Regions from separate parts of the Homo sapiens genome. Here region 1 is linked to region 2. A link is an interaction called in ENCODE POLR2A ChIA-PET data of the cell type or tissue named here. Cell type or tissue: endothelial cell of umbilical vein. All regions are shown on one strand.

Region 1 (4,000 bases), 64 kb before region 2:
GCCGGGCATGGTGGCAGGCGCCTGTAATCTCAGCTACTCTGGAGGCTGAGGCAGGAGAATCGCTTGAACCCGGGAGGCGGAGGTTGCAGTGAGCCGAGATTGCGCCATTGCACTCCAGCCTGGGTGACAGAGCGAGACTCTGTCTCAAAAAAAAAAAAAAGAAAGAAAAATACAGGAATAATGCATAACAATATATTATCCTACAAAACATGAGATATCTGCAGTGTGAAAACTACACAAATTTCTGATGCTTTTACTGGAAAAACAATTTTATGAAGTTTAAGAACAGTCAGAGAAAAACAACACAATAATTAAGATGTGGATGATATAATGGCTGTGGTGGTGACAGAAATTTTCAATGTAGTCAGATGCTTATGTTAAATTTCTAGTCCCCGTCATTGTTTGTCCTTAAGCAAGTTACTTAATTTCTGTTAGTCTCTGTTTCCTTGTCTATAAAATTAGGAAGGGTGGACTAGGTGACCAGTAATGTCCCATATAAAATCTAAAATTTTTATAGTAATGATATATGGCCGGGTGTGGTGGCTCACACCTGTAATCCCAGCACTTTGGGAGGTGGAGGCAGGTAGATCACCTGAGGTCAGGAGTTTGAGACCAGCCTGCGAACATGGTTAAAACCCCGCCTCTACTCAAAATATAAAAATTAGCCAGGCATGGTGGCACATGCCTGTAATCCCAGCTACCCAGGAGGCTGAAGCAGGAGAATCACACCAACCTGGGAGGCAGAGGTTGCAGTGAGCTGAGATTGTGCCACTGCACTCCAGACTGAGAAACAGAGCGAGACTCCATCTCAAAAAAAAAAAAAAAAGGCTGGTTGTGGTGGCTTACACCTGTAATCCCAGCACTTTGGGAGGCTGAGGCGGGCGGCTCACAAGATCAAGAGATTGAGACCATTCTGGCCAACATGGTGAAACCCCATCTCTACTAAAAATACAAAAATTAGCCGGGCATGGCGGCATGCGCCTGTAGTTCCAGCTACTCGGGAGGCTGAGGCAGGAGAATCTCTTCAGCCACTGCACTCCAGCCTAGAGACAGAGCAAGACTCCATCTCAAAAAAAAAAAAAAAAAAAAAAGGATAATTTTTTAAAAGAATCTGAGTCATAAAGATTAAAGTAAAGAAGTATATAAAATGTTTATTATTTTAAGACAAAGATGTTCATTACTTTAGGTATCTGGAGTTAATATTATGGAACTCATTATACCTAAAGATAATACAGAAAGTAAATATATTAGTTTTTCATTGCTGTGTAAAGTTTAACACAAATGTAGGAGCTTAAGGCAACCACATTTTTTGGCTTAGAGTTCTTTAGGTCAGAAGTCTGGCATGGCTCACCTCAGTTCACTGCCTATGGTTTCAGAAGGCCAAAATCAGGGTGATAGCAGTGCTGGGCTTTGCCAAATTCAATTCCTTGTGGTTATAAGACTGAGGTCAGCTGGGCGTGGTGGCTCACACCTATAATCCCAGCACTTTGGGAGTTGGAGGCGGGTGGATCACCTGAGGTCAGGAGTTCAAGACCAGCCTAAACAACATGATGAAACCCCGTCTCTATTAAAAATACAAAAATTAGCTGGGCGTGGTGGCGTGTGCCTATAATCCCAGCTACTCAGGAGGCTGAAGCAGGAGAATTGCTTGAACCTAGGAAGTGGAGGTTGCAGTGAGTCGAGATCACACTATTGCATTCCAACCTGGGTGACAGAGTGGGACAGAGGGTTGACTCAGGCCAGAACATCCGCCCAGTAGGTGGACAGCAAATGGTCAATGGGTAAGGAGCCCAGGACAGAGACAAACTTCTCAAAAAAAAAAAAAAAAAAAAAAAAAAAAAGACTGAGGTCTGCATTTCCTTGCTGGCTGTCAGTGAGGGTCCTTGCTCAGCTCCTTAACACCACTCACATTTCTTTGCATGCAACCCTCCTCTGTTTTTAAGCCAGCAATAACATGTTGAGCTCCCCTTCATAGGATCTTTCAGACTTCCTCTTTTTGTACCAGTCACAGAAAGCGCTCTGCTTTTTTTTTTTGGAGACAGAGTCTTGCTCTGTCACCCAGGTTGAAGTGCAGTGGCGCCATCTCGGCTCACTGCAAGCTCCGCCTTCCGGGTTCAAGCGATTCTGCCTCAGCCTCCTGAGTAGCTGGGACTACAAGCGCCTGCCACCACACCCGGCTAATTTTTTGTATTTTTGGTAGAGATGGGGTTTCACTGTGTTAGCCAGGATCACCTCGATCTCCTGACCTTGTGATCCGCCTGCCTCGGCCTCCCAAAGTGCTGGGATTATAGGTGTGAGCCACCGCACCCGGCCAGAAAGTTCTCTTCTTTTAAGCGCTCGTTTGATTAGATTAATTCCACCAGATCATGTCATTACTTTAAGGTTAACTGTACTATATGATATAACATAATCTTGGGAGTGATATCTTATTATATTCACAAATTTTAGGGATTGGAGCAGGACATCTTTGGGGAACCATTTTAAAGTTCTACATATCACGTTAATGTTCAAAAAAATTCAAGAGGGTTAGATCATTATAGGCTAGTTAGGAATAAAGGATGTTCTTTTCTCCCTCTCTATCACCTTGTTAAAAAAAAAAAGATTTCTTAATGGCCATCTCATGTGCTTCTTTACTTAACCTTTCCTTGATGGCATAGTAATTCTTTCTAGCCCATTTTGTCATTTCTTAGATTCTTATTTAAAGTTATAAAATTATAAAATGGTTACAATTAATTTTCGAGTTTTGTATTTCTCACATTTTGTGTCCCTGCTCTCTGCTGACTTGTTTGTTTTAGCCTTTCTCATATCATTGGGTCCCCTGTAATAGACCTAGAGTCCTTAACATTCCAGGCTAAACATTAGAATTGCCCTTGGAAATATAACTGATTAGGAGCTACTTATCTGGATATAGACCTTATTCTGGTTGTGGAGAAAGGTAATATTTATTCTCTGACATCACTTCTCTTCCTGCAATTTCATTACATTTGAAGGGGTCACGTTGAGATATGTGATCTTTTTCTTTTTGGAGACAGGGTCTTGCTCTTTAGCCCAGGCTGGAGTACAGTGGTATAATCTCGGCTCACTGCTACCTCCGCCTCCTGAGCTCAAGTGATCCTCCCACCTCAGCCTCCCGAGTAGCTGGGACTACAGGCGTGTGTCACCATGCCTGGCTAAGTTTTGTATTTTTTGTAGAGATGGGGTGTTGCCATGTTGCTGAAGCTGGTCTTGAACTCTTGGGCTCAAGCAGTCCACCTACCTTGTCCTCTCAAAGTGCTGGGATTATAGGTGTGAGCCACTGCGCCTGGTCAAGACGGGTGGTCTTAAGATCATCCTGTATCCCCCCAATCCACAAAACCCACAAAAGCCTGCCTTTTTCTCGTTCCTTTTTTTTTCCCCCAAGACTCTGTCACCCAGGCTAGAGGGCAGTGGTGCAATCTCAGTTCACTGCAACCTCCACCTCCCAGGTTCAAGCGATTCTCATGCCTCAGCCTCCTGAGTTGCTGGGATTACAGGCATGTGCCACCATGCCTGGCTGATTTTTGTATTTTTAGTAGACACTGGGTTTCACCATGTTGGCCAGGCTAGTCTCTAACTCCTGGCCTCAGGTGATCCACCTGCCTTGGCCTCCCAAAGTGCTGGGATTACAGGTGTGAGCCACCACGCCCAGCCTCTTCTCTGGTTCTTTTTGTGCCATATATTCCAAGTTGTGAGTAAAAGTGTAACTGTGATTTATTTTAGGGCCCGGCCTCATTGAAGATGAATAGTGTGGTACTATTTTGAAGTAGTATAAGACATCTGTGTGCTAAAATATCTCCAGTATGCACTTCCATGATATCTGAATTTCCACCATTAGAATCATTGGGCTTAAAGTATTATGCTAAGATGATTATTTTATAATTCATATAAATAAGAAAACCTAGTTTTTGAGATTATTACCTGTATTAACATATCAGTCACAATTTTATCAACTAACCTTGGGTGTATTTTAGGTAGTAAAGAA
Region 2 (4,000 bases):
TATGTTGGTCAGGCTGATCTTGAATTCCTGACCTCAGATGATTTGCCTGCCTCGGCCTCCCAAAGTGCTGGGATTACAGGCGTAAGCCACTGCACCTGGGCTTTTTTTTTTTTTTTTTTTTTTTTTTTGAGACAGAGTTTCATTGTCATTGAGGCTGGAGTGCAGTAGCGTGATCTCAGCTCACTGCAGCTTCCACCTCCTGGGTTCAAGCCATTCTCTTGCCTCAGGCTCCCAAGTAGCTGGGATTAAAGGTGTGCACCACCACGCCAGTTAATTTTTGTATTTTTAGTAGAGATGGGGTTTTACCATGTTGGCCAGGCTGGTCTCAAACTCCAGACCTCAAGTGATCCTCCTGCCTTGGCCTCCCAAAGTGGTGGGATTATAGGCATGAGCCACCACGCCCGGTTAAGATGTTTATCTATAGTTGTAGTAAAGATTTAAATTATTTGAAGCATAGAGATTTTTTTTTATGTTTTGTTTTCTAATTGTCATGGTAGGTCATGTCATACTAAATACAAGATAGGCTATAGAGTTTTAATTTACTGTCATTGAACAATTTGCATTGTTTAGGAGGTACTAGGATGATCAACTGATTGAAAAATTCATCAGTGTGTTAATGAATTTTTTCACCCCTTTAGATATATGCTGAAAACATTTAGCATGAGTTGTATTTTAATACAATTTTCAATATTTTTTCAAATTGAGACATAAAAACTAAGGCATTTTAAATATCTGTGCTCTAATAAAAATATTTTAGAAATATTCATTGATGCTGCTTTTTACACAGGAGAACACAAAGTTATACCTCAATTTACTTGAAATGGAATATAGTGGTGACCTCAAACAAAATGAAGAAAATATCCTAAATTGTTTTGACAAAGCTGTACATGGTTCATTACCTATTAAAATGAGAATTACATTTTCTCAGAGAAAAGTGGAATTTCTTGAAGATTTTGGTTCCGATGTTAATAAGTAAGATATTAGTTATATTACCTATTTGAATGATAAATGAGCATTGATATTTTTGTATGGGGATTTGATGATTAGTATAGATTAATACATTGTTAAATTTTAAAATGTTCGCTTAGTTTACTTTTTCCTCAGATATATATGGGGGTAAATTCAATTTTGTAAATGTATATGTACTTAACAGGAAGGCATAAGGTTTGTCTTTCCTTCAAAACTGTTTTCCCAATTTTAGAATGACAATTTAAACCATGACTGAATGAGAGAAGGCAGGAAGGAGCAATCCTGTGAAAAGGGAAATGGGATAAGGATTGAACCCTGAAACCCAAATATTTAATATATAGGTCAATAAAGATGGATGGGATTAATCTCCAGTAGGAGTGCTATTTTCTGAGATTGGAGAAGAGGATGGATATGGTCCCACAGAACATGCCTAGTGGCCTCATCTTCCTTCATTGTAAAAGCCGAAAGTTGAGGATGGTTGAAGAGAATGCTCCAGTGGATTTGGGAAAAGGACAAGTTTAAGATTAAATTTACTAAGAGTACAAATATTGGCTAGAGCATTGCTGAAGTTCCAGTCTTATCTGATTGTAGTAAGCAAATACACCAGTTCCTGTTAGGCATGTGCCTTTTATGATTATTCGCATTTAGATTTCTGTTGAAACCACTGTAGATAAACTGAGAATTAGTTGTGTCTGGGTGTTTGTATATGTGTGTATATATTTTTGATGGCTGTGTAAAATTTCAGTGCAACTAATATAACAGCTAATGTTTATATTAGTGTATTTTAATGTATTAATGTATATATTTGCGTGCTTGGCATGATGCCAAATGTTTTATATTAGCTATCTTGCAGAAAATTCATAGCAGTAGAATGAGGGTGTAGGGTTCTGTTCTCTTAATAGATGAGAGGATTAAACAGAGATTAGGCATTTTTTCTGAGGTCATGTAGCTATTATCACATTGTGGAGCGAGGACTGAACCTACTTCAGAGTTTCTGCTCTTAACTGCTTGTGTGCTGTGTATTTAGTGTCTTATGTTTACACTGAAGAAGGTACACAAAAGATGAGATATGTAATTCTAGCTTCTAGTCTGGTTGAATGATATGATTAACAGGAAGTAAGTGTATGAGGTAGCAAATAACTGCTAGGAGGGCTGTGATGTCTCTCGATCAGAATGGATTTGTCATGCTTCATAGAGGAGGTTGGGCTTCATTTAGTTATTACTGGATTCTGATAAACTGAGCAGAGGACACAGTGGCGGAAGCAAGTTGAATCTCATCTAAAAGTAACATCTGCTTGATTGGAGGTTTTTGTGAAGTAGTGGAAGCGTGATCTTGACTGTGTTGTGCATTGAAAGCTAGACTGAATTGATAGCACATGCAGTAGGTAGCTGACAGTAGTAAGCTATTGGAATTTTGACCAGTGATGTTAAATGACATTATTTTAATTTGGTAAAAACAGGCAGACAAATCGGAGATTCAACACAAGTGTCATTTAGTCCATTATAAGTATAGGGAATGGAGTGTCTGAGTATCAGGACTATGATTTTAGTAGTAGAAATTTTAAAAATAAAGGAGCCGCTTAGAAATTTTCTTAGGCAGTTTCCTAAGTAAAAACAACTTTAAATATTTAATAAAGTTTGTTTTTTGTATATTCCAGAGGATATTTTTTTCTTTCCTTTCAGGCTTCTGAATGCTTATGATGAACATCAAACACTCCTGAAAGAACAGGATTCTTTAAAAAGGAAAGCAGAAAATGGGTATGTCACTTTTTGCTAAGTCAAGAAGGCGTGCTTCATTATGGAAATGCCTTCAAAGACAAATGTTTTTAAGTGTTACTTTTATGTTGTAATTTACATACTTTATTTTCATGATTTGAAAAAGTCTTGAGTGATTCAGAACTTCAGTAAAACAAATATACAGATAACATTCATCTATTCGTTAAAGTTCTTACCTGTGGGAGTTTTGAAAGTTTCCATTCTGACGTTTTATATAGATCAGAAGAACCAGAGGAAAAGAAAGCACATACAGAAGATACAACTTCATCATCTACACAGATGATTGATGGTGATTTACAGGCAAACCAAGCTGTATATAATTATAGTGCGTGGTATCAAGTGAGTCTGCATAATTATAATTCTTTGTTCATAGATGTTATTAGCATAAATTAGGATAGTTTCTTTTTTTTTAAAAAAAGTTTTTGTTCCAATTGTGTAATACATTCTTTGGTGGTTAAGTACTAGAATTTTAGCAGTGAACACTTGCTTGTTTTCTTAAACATAGCTGCTTTAATTATACTTTTACATATGGAACTCTGCCACAGTTCTAATATGCTAACATACTTACTTTTTCCTTTCAGTACAATTATCAGAATCCTTGGAATTATGGACAATATTATCCTCCCCCTCCAACCTGATGGGAAAAATGTAAATTTCAAATGCAGTGTGTGAAAAGTATGAAATTATTATTTTTTTTAATGAGGGATGTAAACAGTATAAGCTTGTTGTATTTGATAACCTGTCTTCCTTGTTTCTGTGTAACATGATTTGTTTAGTAATAGGGGGAAAATGTCAATTAGTAGCTTACCACAGATACTGTTTCCTACCATTTATAAAATTTACTTTTTATTGAAAAACTATTTTTTGATTTTTGCATTAAGTGGTCTAGAATTCTTTTGCAATGCATTTGCAACAGAATTTTGTAGCCTTAAGGGGTAGGAAGAAAAACCTGACTGCAAATCATGTCAGTGTAGTACAAAATTCTGAAAACACATAAGGGCTGGTTATTTACCTCCTTTTTTTTTTTTTTTTTTAAAGAAAAAAGGACTTTTAACCTTTGCTGACAAGGTTTTGTCTGTTTCAGTTATACTTGTGAATTGTGATCTAACTGCAGAAAGGATACATTATTAAAATACTTTGCCTTGGAATAGATTATAAATGAGAAAATGGAATGTTTGCATCCCTTTAAAAATGAAAATCATATCAAAAGTATGTTGTTTCAGGAGACTTTGTATTTAGAATATTCATGTAAAAC

Evidence for each region. Peaks named below come from ENCODE experiments on the same cell type or tissue, not always from the same donor. Only the 100,000 strongest peaks of a DNase experiment are listed, where the experiment ranks them.
Region 1: POLR2A ChIA-PET joins it to region 2 with 6 read pairs; 4 of 35 experiments call an interaction of 5 or more read pairs at or near these places.

Annotation. Positions count from the first base shown.
Region 1 is chr14:45,047,246-45,051,245 of GRCh38, forward strand. All of the region lies in intron 14 of TOGARAM1 (TOG array regulator of axonemal microtubules 1), which reads left to right. Among named protein-coding and RNA genes, the nearest start is that of PRPF39-DT, 35 kb to the right of the region's middle. In endothelial cell of umbilical vein, no CTCF peak of the experiment used is centred here; no DNase peak of the experiment used is centred here.
Region 2 is chr14:45,111,531-45,115,530 of GRCh38, forward strand. It overlaps PRPF39 (pre-mRNA processing factor 39), which reads left to right. Exons shown (of 14, transcript NM_017922.4): 11 at 788-972; 12 at 2,653-2,727; 13 at 2,964-3,084; 14 at 3,327-4,000. The coding sequence ends at 3,383. Among named protein-coding and RNA genes, the nearest start is that of SNORD127, 2.7 kb to the left of the region's middle. In endothelial cell of umbilical vein, no CTCF peak of the experiment used is centred here; DNase peaks (open chromatin) are centred at 1,531 and 1,721.